Regions from separate parts of the Homo sapiens genome. Here region 2 is linked to region 1. Evidence: read pairs that join two places in POLR2A ChIA-PET (ENCODE). Cell type or tissue: GM12878. All regions are shown on one strand. Region 1 overlaps SH3KBP1 (SH3 domain containing kinase binding protein 1). Region 2 overlaps SH3KBP1 (SH3 domain containing kinase binding protein 1).

Region 1 (8,000 bases):
CACAAAAACTAGCTGGACACAGTGGCATGCACCTGTAGTCCTAGCTACTCAGGAGGCAGGAGGACCACCTGAGCCCAGGAGGTGGAGGTTGCAGTGAACTACAATTGCCCACTGCATTCCAGCCTGGGTGACAGAGCAAGACTCTGTCTCAAAAAAAAAAAAAAAAAAAAAGTACAAAATACCCATTTTTTCTAATAATTTTATGGCAAAAGTTAATGCACATTATTAGAAGGCCTCTCATTTCCCACCTGCTCCCCACTTCAAAAAAAGAAACACCCAGAAGCCCAATTTAGAATAACTCACATGGGGAATTACAAGGCCCTGATTTTAGGAGCCTGGTTTCCAAAGCTTAGGTTTGGGGGTGAGGAAGCATTTCAGAGTGGGAAATGCCCACTGATCAGAGCTAACACAGAAATTTCTTCATTTGTGCTTAGAAATATCTGCGTTTATTTAGCTTAAAGAGAAATAATGTTAATAAACAGGTTAACAGGTCATGACTAAATTTGGTCATTTCTTCTCAAAACAGACTGCCCATCTACCAAGAACAGGATCCAAATTTCCCCTGACTCTGACCCCTGTCTGGATTCTATAAGCACTCCTGACTCTACTCCATCATGGGACCTGGCAACAAATACCCAGAGGCCCCCAGAAGTGACACTAAAACCTTGAGGACACTATTCCTTAGCAGCCCCACAATGACAGGGAAGGGAAACGTTTTCTAAAAAGCCTTTTCCTAGGTTTAACCCTATGGCTTCTAGGACACAGCATCAGGGGAACAGAATAAAAGGCGATGGTGCATTATCATTAAATCTTTTAGCCACAATTACTAAGTGCCTTAATATATATCAAGTCCTATGTCGGGGGTAGTGTTAAAGATGGCCACTGCTACCTAGGGTCTCACCATCTAGGAAGGCTGGAACTCTGAGTGGAGTGGACATGCGCTCCAACTCTTTTTTTTTTTTTTAGACTGAGTCTTGCTCTGTTGCCAGGCTGGAGTGCAGTGGTGCGATCTTGGCTCACAGCAACCTCTGCCTCCCGGGTTCAAGCGATTCTTCTGCCTCAGCCTCCTGAATAGCTGGAACTACAGGCTGTGCCACCATGCCCAGCTAATTTTTGCAGTTCTTTTTTTTTTTTTTTTTTTTTTTTTTTTAAGTAGAGACGGGGTTTCACCATGTTGGCCAGGCTGGTCTCCAACTCCTGACCTCAAGTGATCCGCCCACCTTGGCCTTCCAAAGTGCTGGGATTACAGGTGTGAGCCATCCTGCCTGGCCAGCTCCAGCTCTTAATCAGAGTTCCAGTCACTTCGTGACCATGCACAAGGTCCTAACCTCTCTGAACTGAATAGTCCTTAGTAATAGTTTCTTACCACTGCTCTAACAGATTACCAAAAACTTGGCGACTTAACCCAAAGTTAGTATCTCACAGTTCTGGAGGTTAGAAATCCAGAAACTGTCTTACTGGGCTAAAATGGAGGTGTTGGCAGGCTGCATTCATTCAGGGGCTGTAGGAGAGGAGGTTCTCCCACCCTTTCCAGCCTCTAGGGGTTACCTGCATTCCTTAGCTTGTATTCCCTTCCTCCATCTTCGAGGCCAGCAGTATAGCATCTTCAATGCTCGCTCTCTCTCTGACCTCTGCTTCTATCATCACTAACTCTGATCTTACTGCCTCCCTTTTTAAAAAAAATTTTTTTTAATTGTGGTAAATACACGTTACATAAAATTTAACATCTTAACAGGTTTAAACTACACAGTTCAGTAGTGTTAAGTACAGTCACATTGTGCAAAAGATCATCAGATTTCTTTTCCTCTTGCAAAACTGAAAAAGAAGCTCTGTACCCATTAAACAACTCCTTTCTCCCCTCCCACCAGCTCCTGGCAACCAGCAGTCCATTTTCTGTCTCTGTAAAGTTGACTTTAGATACCTCATATAGGTTAAGTCATACAGTATTTGTCCTTTTGTGACTGGCTTCTGTCACTTAGCATAATGTATCAAGGTTCAACCGCATTGTAGCATGTGTCAGAATTTCCTTCTTTTGAGGCAGAATGATATTCTGTTGTATAGACACTTGGGTTGCTTCCACCTTTTGCCTTCTGTGAATACTACTGTGCACATGGGTGTATAATATCTCTGAGACCCTGCTTTCAATTCTTTTGGATATATACCCAGAAGTAAAATTGCTAGATCATATGGTAATTCTATTTTTAATTGTTCAAGGAACTGCCACATTGTTTTTTATGGTAGCTACACCATTTTACATCCCCACCGACAGTATATAAAGGTTTCAATTGTTCCACATCCTCACCAACACTTGTTGTTTTTTCTTTTTTTATAGCAGCCATCCTAATGGGTATGAGGTGCAATCTCACTGTGATTTTGATTTGCATTTCCCTGATGGTCAGTGATGTTGAGCATCTTTTCATCTGCTTGTTGGTCATTGGTATGTCTTCTTTGGAAAACTGTCTATTCAAGTCCCTTGCCCATTTTGAATTGGGTTATTTGTTTTGTTGTTGAGTTGTAGGAGTTCTTTATAGATTCTGGATATTAACCCCTTATCAGATATATGATTTGAAAATATTTTCTCCATTGTTCAGATTGCACTTTGAGTCTGTTGATTGCATCTTTTTTTTTTTTTTTTTTTTTTTTTTTTTTTTTTTTTTTGAGACAGAGTCTTGCTCCGTCGCCCAGGCTGGAGTGCAGTGGCACAATCTCGGCTCACCGCAAGCTCCGCCTCCCAGTTTACACCATTCTCCTGCCTCAGCCTCCCGAGTAGCTGGGACTACAGGTGCCCGCCACCAGGCCTGGCTAATTTTTTGTATTTTTAGTAGAGATGGGGTTTCACCATGGTCTCGACCTCCTTACCTCGTGATCCACCCGCCTCGGCCTCCCAAAGTGCTGGGATTACAGGCATGAGCCACCACGCCTGGTCCGATTGTATCTTTTGATGTACGGAAGTTTTACATTTTGATGTTGTCTAATTTATGTATTTTTGCTTTTGTTGCCCATGTGCTTCCCTCTTATAAGGACCCTTGTGATTCTAATCCAAAATCCTTAACCATATCTGCATCGTAAGGTAAACACTCACAGGTTCTGAAGATTAGAACGTGGACACCTTTGAGGGGCCATTATTCTGCCTACCATAGTCCTTATCCTTAAAATGAGAATAGTAGTATCTAATTCAAAGAGTTATGACAACAAAATAAAATAGCACATGAACTGAGCTTAGAACAGTGCCTGGCATACAGTAAATATTAGCAATTGTCATTAACATAAAACAAAGTGTTATAGGAAAAGAGACAGGTGTGGCTAAGGGTACTGGTAAGAACAGAAGCTAAGGCCATTCATTCTGCCTGGGAAAACTCTTTCCAAAAGGGACAAGACACCAACTTGATCATAAGAAATGAGTAGAATTTAGAAGGTCTGAAAAGAGCAAGCCAGGAGGGAAAATTCCAAATTTTCTCCCACATTCTGACATTGGCATTAACATCCCAGAAATCTTGTTTCTTTCCTAAGAAGCCACATCTGCTTTTTGACAGTAGCTGTGAGGTGATTTTCTTTATTTATAAGGAAACATGCTCAGCTGAATTTCTGAGTCTTAATAAACAATTCACAAACTTTTTCCCAGCAAACTATTTTTAGAGTAGAAAGGGATTTTTTTTTAAAGAAGCAGCTCGTATTTATAAAATTTGTCCTGAAAGCTTAAAAATAGATCCAAAAGTTTAGCACCAGCCCTGTCCCACCCTCATCACTCAGTACCAGAAAGGCAGACACAGCATGCCTTTGTGAGTCCTCTGGGACTCTGATTTTTTAAAGTTAACCCCTGCTAATCTCCCTTCCCCTGGAACGTGCACAGTAAATGGCAGGTGAACAGAATAATGAAAGAAAATAATCACTTATTGATGTTCTTCTCATTTCTCCTTGCAGACATGCTGGGAAGCTGCGATAATTAACTGGCTGAAATATAGAACAATTTCTCAACTTGCCCTTGTCCTCTAATGATCAACATCCTCCCTCCCCCCACACCAGTAGAGTAGCTTAGCTTTAGTTCAAGCAGAACTTCGGTGGTTCTGTTGACTTGGAAGTTAATTTGCTCTGAACCCAGAGCACACGGGAAAACCTGACAAATGAAAATGCAGAATGGTTTTAGGTCACACACAGGAAACCTGTCAATACCAAGGCACCACATGGGTATCAGTTTTCTAATGGACTGCAAACACAATGCACAGACACACAAAATACACACACTGGCTGCAACTTAATGAGAATTTTACCCAGACACAAACGCAGATGAACAGAATGGCAGGATCTATTACCCTCCTCAGCTATCTTGTTGCTGTCTGTCCATTTAAGCCAGTCAGCTATTACCACCCTGGCTCAGCAATAAGACAGCACCTCCAAAAGGTTAAATATGGAAAGGGCGTGTGGGTGACTGTTTTAAGCCTCCATGACATGTTGAAGGGGGAAAAAAAGCACACAGCAATATCTGGGGTTCAGCCCAAGTTAATCGGATCATTCTACAATTCACACCTCGCCTTATAAATGAGAGATTTGAATTCAATACATTCCATCCACAACCCTAATAACCACTCAGGGGGAGGCTAAACTCCACCTAACGCCACTGACTCAGCCACACAACCAAATGGCACATACCATGGGCATCCTAGATACACCAAACAATTTCAGCTGGCATTTAATTTATCTTGGAGCTAGATAATACAGGCAAAGAACTGTGATCTTTTTGAAGGAAAAGAAATAGATACAAACTATTTATTGTGGTGTCTATGTTTAGGAGAAACAGGAAATGCTGAGTTTTCAACATGAAATAGATGTTCACAATAGGAAGATTAAAATTCAGTCAAAATTTTCCAAGACTGACCCCCAAGTTTGCATCCTTTCATCAGTAATCCCATGGTCTGATTTATGGGTGAACATATGAGTACACATTAATTATTTCAGAAATTTCTAAAATGTAGCTGTTGGAGGCATTCAGGTTGAAAAGACAGAACTGACATTTTAATCTTGTTTTCCTGTCTGGCCAAATTCAGTGTACACACACACACACATTTGGGTTTTTTTTTTTAAATTAGTAAGATCTTTGTTCTTATTCCATGTAAAGTGTCCTGTCCTGAAATAGAGACACCTCCTGTTAAGCAGAAGGAGGTTTTCACTTTATAATAGCATATTGAGCAATATTATTATACAGCTGCGTTATAATTTTTTTTTTTTTTTTTTTTTTGAGACAGGGTCTAGCTCTGTCACTCAGGCTAGAGTACAGAGCAGTGGCTCGATCTCAGCTCACTGCAACCTCCACCTCCCAGGCTCAAGCAGTCCTCCCATCTCAGCCTTCTGAGTAGCTGGGACTACAGGCATGCACCACCATGCCCGGCTAATTTTTGTCTTTTTCTTCTTTTTCTTTTTTTTTCGTAGAGACAGGGTCTCGCCAAGTTGCCCAGGCTGGTCTTGAACTCCTGGACTCAAGCAATCCACCCAGTTTGGCCTCCCAAAGTGCTGGGATTACAGGTGTGAGCCACCACACCAGGCCTTATAATTTATTTTCATTGCAAATAGTCATGGCATAATTTTGCTCCTTTTCAAAGCAATATTATTGTTGATTTAGCATCACTTGCCAAACAAACAAAAAGAAATTCTGTCTTAACTACCTTCCAGCCATGACTTTACTCATGATATAACATACTCAAAATGCACATGGGGCACTTCATGTTTTTCTCAAGTAGAAGATGTTTAATACAATGTGTGGTTGTAATAAGCCACAAGATTGAACTCTCACGTTGCAGTTTGAGTACTGGAGCAGTAAAGATTAATCAGACTGCTAAAAAAAATCTAACTTAATGCAGCCATTGGTTTTAACTCCGGATTTTCTCTCTAGTCAATATGACAGAACCTTCCTAAATGGCAGATAAGTCATCTAGTATCACAGAATCATAAAATCAGAGATCAAAGTCCAGAAGTTTATTCTTTCCAAGTTCTCATGCTAAACTCTGACTGTAAGACTTTTGGCCCACAATCCCCCACTCCTTTTGTGTCACAGCTGATTCTTGAAAATATCGCTTAAAATGTCTACACACAGTATAACCAAGGGTTCTCACTCTCGGATTCATGGACAAACATCTGAATCTAAAAATGGGCAAAGGTTATGAATAAATAGTTCAAAGAAGAACCATATATGGCCAACAGACATACGAAAATAATGTCACTAAGTGCAGGTTTGTTATATAGGTAAACTAGTGTCATGAGGGTTTGTTGTACAGATTATTTCGTCATCCAGGTACCAAGCCTAGTACTCAATAGTTATTTTTTCTGCTCTTCTCCCTCCTTCCACCCTCTACCCTTAAGTAGGCCCCCATGTCTGTTCCCTTGTGTCCATGTGTTCTCATCCTTTAGCTCCCACTTATAAGTGAGAACATGCGGTATTTGGTTTTCTGTTCCTGTGTTAGTCTGCTAAGGATAATGGCCTCCAGCTCCATCCGTGTTCCCACAAAAGACATGATCTCATTCTTTTTTATGGCTGCATAGTATTCCATGGTGTATATATACCATATTTTCTTTATCCAATCTATCACTAATGGGCATTTAGGCTGATTTCATGTTTTTGCTATTGTGAAGAGTGTGGCAATGAACATACTTGTGCGTGTGTCTTTATGGTAGAATGACTTATATTCCTTCGGGTATATACCCAGTAATGGGACTGCTGGGTCGAATGGTAGTTCTGTTTTTAGCTCTTTGAGGAATTGCCACACTGCTTTCCACAGTGGTTGAACTAATTTACATTCCCACCAAGAGTGTATAAGTGTTCCCTTTTCTCTGTAACCTTACCAGCATGTTATTTTTTTTTTTTTTACTTTTTAATAATAGCCATTCTGACTGGTGTGAGATGGTACCTCACTGTGGTTTTGATATGCATTTCCCTAATGATCAACGATATTGAGCTTTTTTTCATATTCTTGTTGGTCACATGCAGGTCTTCTTTTAAAAAGTGTCTGTTCATGTCCTTTGCCCACTTTTTAATGGCTTTTCTTGTAAATTTAAGTTCCTTACACGTGCTGAATATTAGACCTTTGTCAGGTGAATAGTTTGCAAATATTTTCTCTCATTCTGTAGGTTGTCTGTTTACCCTGTTGATAATTTCTTTTGCTAACATACTGAATTTTTAAGGTTTATTTTACCCAGGGAATGGGGGGTTGAGCCTTCTCCTACATTACTGTGAGAGTCTGATGTGGCACACTTTGGTGAAGACCAGTTGGCAATATGGATTATAGGCCAAAAAGAAAAAAACAACAACACCGCTCATATTCTAAACCCAGTAACTCTACTTATAAGGACTTATCTAGGGAAGTAATCACAGATGTGCTTCAAAGAGGATTTAAAGTATGTCCAAAATTTTTTCTTTATAAGAAAATTAGAGCAATCTAAGCTATTAACAATTGGGGCAGTATAAGGTAGGTCTATGTGCTTTCAAAGTTGGCTACTGAGTGTGACCAGGATCCCTAGGAGGCCTCAAAGCTATGGGGAGGGTAACCGTAAACTGCAACATTGACAAGATATAGCCTGGGCTCCCCACTCCTGCCTCAATGGTGGTGCAGCTCTGCTTGAAGCTCTCTGGTCTTTGAGGAAAGGGTTCTGCAACTTTAAAAAACTTGAAAAACATTACTGATGTTGTAGAAAATTAAGTAACTTAGTATTACACTTAAAAATTGGTTACAGCTGGGCACGGTGGCTCATGCCTGTAATTCCAGCACTTTGGGGGGCCAAAGCGGGCAGATCGCCTGAGGCCAGGAGTTCAAGATCAGCCTGGCCAACATGGTGAAATCCCATCTCTACTAAAACTACAGAAATTAGCCAGGCATGGTGGTGCGCACCAGTAATCCCAGCTACTCAGGAGGCTGAGGCAGGAGAATTGCTTGAACCCAGGAGGCAAAGGTTGCAGTGAGCTGAGATTCTGCCATGGCACTCCTGCCTGGGCGACAAAAGCGAAACTCCGTCTC
Region 2 (8,000 bases), 50 kb after region 1:
AGCCAGAGGGAACCTGTTAAAACATCTCTGGTCGCATCAGCCTCCCCAGTTACTTCCCATCTCACTCAGAGTCACAAGTCACAAGGCCCTCCCTGATCTGGAGCCCTGTAACCTATGTCCTCTAACCCCTTCTCCTATTGCTCTCCCCTGCCCTCTTCCCTCCGGCAGTGGTGGTGCACTGGTCTCTCTGTTGTTCCTCCAACAAGCCAGGGACACCCTCCTCCATAGGGCCTTTGCACGTGCCGTTCCCACTGCCCGAAGGGCTCTTTCCCCCAGATCCCCACAAAGTTCTTCCTCACATCCTCAAGTCTTGACTTAAATCACCTTTTTCATGAGGCCTTTCCTGGCCTCCCTATCATAAATTGCAATCCCATCCCCAACATTCATCTTCCCCTCCCCTTCTTTCTCCTCCTCAAACATGCTTGCTCCAAGAGACTAGGCCCAGGGTGAGGCTCAACAGGGTCTCTGAGGCCCACATCCTCTCACACTCCACCCCCACTTCTCTCTTCCTCCATCCTTCTTTTCTCCTCCCAACTCTACTTCTGTCATTGGCCCTCCAGTCTCCAGGCCAACCACAGACAGGCCAAGTGATAATGCCTCCTTGGACCTGCTCAAAGCTGGGGGTGGGGCTTCCCCAAATCCCAGCCTCAGACATGACAACAGGATGACAGAGTCTGACCTCCTGAGAAAGAACTGAAACACCTGTAATCTGTCACCCATCACCCATCACCCACAAAGAGCTGGAGAACTGCAGTGTATGGGAAAGTGGTATGGTCCTGGTGGTGGTTATTATTTTTTTAATTTAATGGAAAACAACAAGGACAAGAGTTAGAAATCCTAAAAAATACTAATGCTGAGACTCACAATCAGAGATAAAGATGAGACTAAGATGCAGCCTGGGCATCGGGATTTTTAAAGCTCCTTGGGCGATACTTGTGTGCTGCCAAGGTTGAGACCCATTGGAGATTTTTTTTAATTTTTATTTTGAAGTAATTATCTACTCACAAGAACTTACAAAAACGGTGCATGGAGTCCCATAAACCCTTCACTTAGCTTCCCTCAGTGATGATATATGACTATAGTACAATATCAAAACAAAAAAATTGACATTGGTACAATACTGTTCACTACAGACCTTATTCCGTTTTCATCAGTCATTCCATACACTGATTTGTGTGTAACTCTTTGCAACTTGATCCAATGTGTAGATTTGCACAAATCTACACACTGGATCACAATCAATATACAGTCAAGATACAGAACTATTCCATCTTCAAAAGGAACTCCCTCATGCTACCCCTTTATTGTGGTACCAGTCTTCCCCACACCCTGTCATTGTCCCTTGGCATCCAGTAATCTGCTCTCCAAGTCTATAGCTTTGTCATTTTGAGAATGTAATATAAATGAAATCATACAGTGTGTAACATCTTAGGTTGGCTTTGTTCACACAGCACGATGCCCCTGAGATCTATCTAAGTTGTTGTGTGTATCCGAGTTCATTCTGTTTTATTGCTGAGTAGTATTCCATGGTATGGTTGGACCGGAACTTGTTTAACCATTCATCCACTCAAAGACAATTCAAGATATTTCCAATTTGCAATTATTACAAATAAAGCTGCTATGAACATCTGTGTACAGGTTTTTCTGTGAACTTAAGTTTTTATTTCTCTGGGATGAGTGTCCAAAAGTATAACTGCTGCATCCTATGGGAAGCACATAGTTCTATAACAAACTGCCAAACTATTTTCCAAACTGACTGAACCACTTTTCATTCCCACCATCAATATATGAGAGAACCAGTTTCTCTGCAACCTTGCCAGCATTTGGTGTTATCACCATTTTTAATTTAGCCATCCTAATGGCCATTCTAATAGATACATAGTAATTTCTTGTTGTGGTTTTAATTTGCATTCCTCTAATGACTAATGATGTTGGACATCTTTTCATGTGCTTATTTTACATCTGCATACTCTCTTCAGTGAATGTCTGTTCGTGTATTTCACCCATTTTCATTAGATTGTTTTGGTTTCTTACTGTTGCATTTTGAGAGCTCTACACATTCTAGATACAAGTCCTTTGTCAGACATGTGGTTTGCAAATATTTCCTCCCAGTCTGTAACCTATCTTTTCATCCTCTTCACATTTTGATGAAGTCTAATTGATCTTTTTTTATTTAATAGATTGTGTTGGCCAGGTGTGGTGGCTCACACTTGTAATCCCAGTACTTTGGGAGGCCAAGGCAGTGGATTACTTGAGTCTAGGAGTTTGAGACCAGCCTGGGCAACATAGGGAGACTCCATCTCTACAAAAAATACAAAAAATTAGCCAGGCGTGGTGGCTCACACCTGTAGTTCCAGCTACTTGGGAGGCTGAGGCACAAGGAGCACTTGAGCCTGGGAGGTCGAGGCTGCAGTGAGCTGAGACTGTGCCACTGCACTCTAGCCTGGGCAACGGAGCAAAAACAAAAAAGATTTTGTTTTTGGTATGATATCTAAGAACTCTTCACCTAGGCCTAGGTCCCCAAAATGTTTGCCTATGTTTAATTCTAACACTTTTATAGTTTTATGTTTTACATTTAAATCCATGATCCGTTTTGAGTTAATTTTTTAATAAGATGTTAGATTTAGGCCGAGTTTCACTTTTTTTGTCTATGGATGTCCAAATACTCCAGTATCATTTGTTGAAAAGGCTATCCTTCCTCCATTGAATTGCTTTTGCCCTTTTGTCAAAAAGTCACTTGGGCATATTTGTGTAGGTTTATTTCTGGGTTCTCTAGTCCGTTCCTTTATCTATATGTGTATTCCTGTGTCAATACTAGACTGTCTTGATTACTATAACTATTAAAGTTAACTCATAAAATTGGGTAGATTCCTATTTTGCTCTTCTTTTTCAAAATTGTTTTCAAAATGTTTTGACTATTGTAGTTCTCCTGATTTCTTTTATAAATCTTAAAATAAACTAGTCTATAGCTACAAAAAAAAATCTTGCTGGAATTTTGATAGAAATTGCATTAGATCTACAGGTTAATTTGGGGGAATCAACATCTTAACCACACTGACTCCAGTCCATGAATATGGTATGTCTCTCCATTTATTTAGATCTTCTTTGAATACTATTAACAACATTTTGTTGTTTTCAGCATGCACATCCTGTACATGTTAAGTTTATACCTAAGTATAGTCATATGCTACATAACATTGTTTTTGTCAATAATAGACAACATATACGTCAATGGTCCCCATAAGATTATAATACCATACTTCTATTGTATTAAGTACATTTTTTATATTTATATATGGTTTTGTTTTTGTTTTTTTGAGACAGTATTGCTCTGTTGCCCAGGCTGGAGTACAGTGGTGAGATCTCAGCTCACTGCAACCTCCGTCTCCCAGGTTCAAGCGATTATCGTGCCTCAGCCTCCTGAGTTGCTGGGATTACAGGCACAGGCAACCATGCCCAGCTCATTTTTGTATTTTTAGTAGAGACAGGGTTTCACCATGTTGGCCAGGCTGGTCTCGAACTCCTCACCTCAAGTGATCCACCCACCTTGGCCTCCCAAAATGCTGGGATTACAGGTGTGAGCCACAGTGCCCAGCCAATATTTAGATATGTTTAGATATGCAACTACTTACCATTGTGTCGTAACTGCCTACAGTAACATGCTGTGCAGGTTTGTAGCCTAGGAGTGATAGGCCATACAATATGGCTAGGTGTGTAGTAGGCTATATCACCTACGTTTGTATAAGTATACTACTCTATGATGTTCACACAACAACAAAATCACCTTACAATGCATTTCTGAGAACATATCCCTGTTGTTCAGCAATGCATAACTGTATTTCAATTCTTTTGGGAGAGACTGTACATGGCATTGTGTTTTTAATTTCAGTTTCCATATGTTCATTGCTAGTATCTAGAAATATTAAATTGTGTGTTTGATCTTATATCCTGTGACCTTACTGCACTCACTTATTCTAGGAGTTACTTGGTAAATTCTTGGGATGTTCTACTGGAGAATCACGTCATCTGCAAATAAGATGTTATTCTTCCTTTCCAATTCATATGTCTTTTATTTTTTTCTCAACTAGTTGCTCTAGCTAGGACTTCCAGTATTACGTTGAATGAGACTGGTAAGAGCAGACATTCTTACCTTATTTCCCCATTCTCAGGGGGAGAGTATACAGTCTTTCACCATTAAATATGGTGCTAACTGCAGCATTTTTGTAGATGCTCTTTATCAAGTTGGGGGAATTCCTCTCTATTCCTAGTTTGCTGAGAGTTTTTATCATGAATGGCGTTGAATTTTGTCAATTTTTTTCATCAATTGATCTGATTATGCGATTTGATTTTTTCTCCCATAGCGTGTTGATATCATGGATTACACTGATTGATTTCCAAACACTGAAGTGGCCTTGCACATCTGGAATAAACCCCACTTGGTCATAGTATATAATTTTTTTTATAAGTTGCTGGATTGTTTTGCTAATACTTTGCTGAGGACTTTTGTGTCTATGTTCTTGAGGGACACTGGCCTGCAGTTTTCTTTGTTGCACTATCTGGTTTTGGTATTAAGGTAATACTGGCCTCATAAAATGAATTGGGACACATTCCCTCCTCTTCTATTTTCTCGAAAAGATTATGCAGAATTGGTGCTAATTCTTTAAATGTTTGGTGGAAATTATGACGAAAAACCTCTAGGCCTGGAGATTTCTTTTTTGGAAGCTTTTACATGACAAATTCAATTTCTTTAACAGTTAGTTATAGGACTATTGACATTATTTCACTTTGGGTAAGTTTTGGTAGTTTGTAGTTTTCAGGGAATTGGTTCATTTCATCTAAGTTGTCAAATGTATGTACATATAATTTAGTATTCGCTTATTGTCCCTTTAATAGCTGCAGAATCTGTAATGATATCACCTGTTTTATTCCTACTATGCTAATTTGTGTCTTTTTCATCTTTGCCTGTCTTCTTAGAGGTTTACCCATTTTATTGATCTTTTTATTTATTTATTTTGAAATAGGATCATATTCTGTCACCCAGGCTGGAGTGCAGTGGCACAATCACAGCTCACTGCAGCCTCAACCTCCCAGGCTTAAGTAATCCTCCCACCTCAGCCTTTTGAGTAGCTGGGACCACAGGCATGCACCACCACGTCCAGCTAATTTTTTGATTATTATTATTATTTTTTGATTGGCGAGATAGTGTCTTGCTATGCTGCCCAGGCTGGTCTCAAAGTCCTGGGCTCAAGTGATCCTCCCACTCCCGCTTCCCAAAATGCTGGGATTTCAAACATGAGCCACTGTACCCAGCCTATTGGTCTTTAAAGAACTGGCTTTTTCATTGATATTCTCTGTTGTTTTTCTGTTTTCACCTTCAATGATTACTGCTCTTATCTTCATTATTTCCTTCTTCTGGTTGTTTTCGGTTTATTTCACTTTTTCTAGTTTCTTGAGGTAGGACCTTAGATTATTGATCTGAGAACATTCCTCCATTCTAATGTAAACTTTAGTGCTATAAATTTTCCTCTCAGTACTGCTTTAGCTGGGTCCCACACATTTTAATATGTTGTATGTTCATTTTCATTCAGTTCTATGTGTTTGTTTAATCTTTTTGAGACTTCTTCTTTGACCTGTGGATTATTTAGAAGTGTGTGATTTGATTTCCAAGTGTTTGGAGATTTTCTGATCTTTCCATTACTGACTTCTAGCTTAATTACTTATGGTCAAAGAACACCTTTTTTATTATCTCAATTCCCTTAAATATATTGAGGTTAGTTTTATGACCCAGGATATGGTTTAACTTGGCAGATATTTCATGGGTACTTGAAAAAAATGTGTTTTGTGCTGTTTCTGTGTAGGATATTCTGTAAACATCAATTACAACTTCTTGGTTGATTATGTTGTTCAGGCCTTCTATACCCTTGCTGATTTTCTGTTTAGTAATTCTGTCAAGTGCTGAGAAAGAGATGCTAAGTTGCCAACTATAACTGTGTACTTGTCTATTTTCTAGTTCTATCAGTTTTTGCTCCATATATGTTGCAGCTCTGTTGCTTGGCCCATACACATTTAGGACTGCTACGTCTTCTTGGTGGAATGACACTTTTATCATTGTGTAATGTCCTTCTTTGTCCCTGGTAATTTTCTTTGCTCTCTGGTCTACCCTATCTGATATTATATGTAGCCACTCCTGCTTTTTTAAAATTAATACTTGCATAGTATGTATTTTCCAACTTTTACTTCCAACGTGCCTATATCAATATATTTGAAGTGAGTTTCTTACAAACAGCATATAGTTGAGTCAAGTTTTTTTTTTTATCTATCATCTCTGTTTTTTAATTGGTATATTTAAAACACATATTGACATGTTAGGACTTACACCTGCCATTGTATTATTTGTTTTCTGTTTGTTCACTCTGTTTTTCATTGTTTCCTTTTTCTTGTCTTCCTGTGGGTTACTTGTACATTCTTTAGAATTTCCTTTTATATATAGGCAGTTTTAGTATATCTCTTTGTACAGTTATACTTTTAGTGATTTTTAGAGTATTTTAGTTATTACAATATACATATGTAACTTGTCACAGACTACTTCGATCAACATTTTCCTATTTCAGTGAAGTGTAAAAACCTTACTTCCAGTTAGGTTCTTTTACATCCTCCCCACCTCTTAAATATAATTTTCTTGCATATTACCTCAATATATATTGGATACCACACCAGATGATCTAATTTTTGCTTCAACCATCAAACATGTTTTTAAAAATTAATGATACAAGCCGGGCACAGTGGCTCACACCTGTAATCCCAGCACTTTGGGAGGCCAAGGCGGGTGGATTACCTGATGCCAGGAGTTTGACACCAGCCTGGCCATCATGGTGAAACCCCGTCTCTACTAAAAATACAAAAATTAGCCAGGCATGGTGGTGCACATCTGTAATCCCAGCTACTCAGGAGACTGAGGCAAGATAATCACTTGAACCTGAGAGGCAGAGATTGCAGTGAGCCAAGAATGTGCCACTACACTCCAGCCTGGACAACAGAGCAAGATTCCGTCTCAACAACAACAACAGAAAAAAATTAATGACACATACCCTATACTTGGCCTACTATACATACTCCCTATTTTTACCCATTTGCTATTTTCTCCTTTCTGAAATTCCAAAGTTTCTTCTGTTACCATTTCTTTTATGTTTAAAAAACTTTTTTTTTTCTGAGATGGAGTCTCACTCTGTCGCCCAGGCTGGAGTGCAGTGGCATGATCTCGGATCACTGCAAGCTCCCCCTCCCAGGTTCACGCCATTCTCCTGCCTCAGCCTCCCGAGTAGCTGGGACTACAGGCGGCCGCCACTATGCCTGGCTAATTTTTTTGTATTTTTAGTAGAGATGGGGTTTCACCGTGTTAGCCAGGATGGTCTCCATCTCCTGACCTTGTGATCCGCCCATCTCAACCTCCCAAAGTGCTGGGATTACCGGCGTGAGCCACCGTGCCCAGCCTAAAAAACTTTCTTTAGGCATTATTTAAGGATAGGTCTGCTATTGATAAATTCTCTTAGTGTTCCTTCATCTGAGAATGTTTTCATTTTCTCTTCATTCCTTAAGGATATTTTCACCAGACAAAGAATTCAGAGTTAATCTTTCTTTTCTTTCAGCCCATGAAAATGTTGTACACTTCCTTCTGGACTCCATTATTTTACAGGAGAAATTCATTGTCATTCAAATCATTCTTCCTTGTAAGTATATGTCATGTCTCTCTTGCTGCATTTTCTTTGCCTTTCATTTTTAGAAGCTTGATTAGTATGTATCTTGGCATAGATTTCTCTAGGTTTATCCTGTTTAGGTTTTGCTCAGCTTCTGAATTCTGAAGATTTATGCTTTTTGCCAAATGTGGTGAGTTTTCAGTCATCATTTCGTTCAATATTGTTTATTATCATAACCTTCTTTTCTCCTTCTGGAATTCTGATGACCCAAATGTTAGATCTGATGTTATTATCCCATAGGCCTCT

Evidence for each region. ChIA-PET counts read pairs that join two places held together with the same protein. Peaks named below come from ENCODE experiments on the same cell type or tissue, not always from the same donor. Only the 100,000 strongest peaks of a DNase experiment are listed, where the experiment ranks them.
Region 2: POLR2A ChIA-PET joins it to region 1 with 5 read pairs; 12 of 35 experiments call an interaction of 5 or more read pairs at or near these places.

The regions. Positions count from the first base shown.
Region 1 is chrX:19,763,865-19,771,864 of GRCh38, forward strand. All of the region lies in intron 2 of SH3KBP1 (SH3 domain containing kinase binding protein 1), which reads right to left. Among named protein-coding and RNA genes, the nearest start is that of SH3KBP1, 120 kb to the right of the region's middle. In GM12878, a CTCF peak has its summit at 4,404; no DNase peak of the experiment used is centred here; H3K27ac peaks cover 2,432 bases.
Region 2 is chrX:19,814,338-19,822,337 of GRCh38, forward strand. The region is part of intron 2 of SH3KBP1 (SH3 domain containing kinase binding protein 1); the gene reads right to left. Among named protein-coding and RNA genes, the nearest start is that of SH3KBP1, 69 kb to the right of the region's middle. In GM12878, a CTCF peak has its summit at 141; no DNase peak of the experiment used is centred here; H3K27ac peaks cover 270 bases.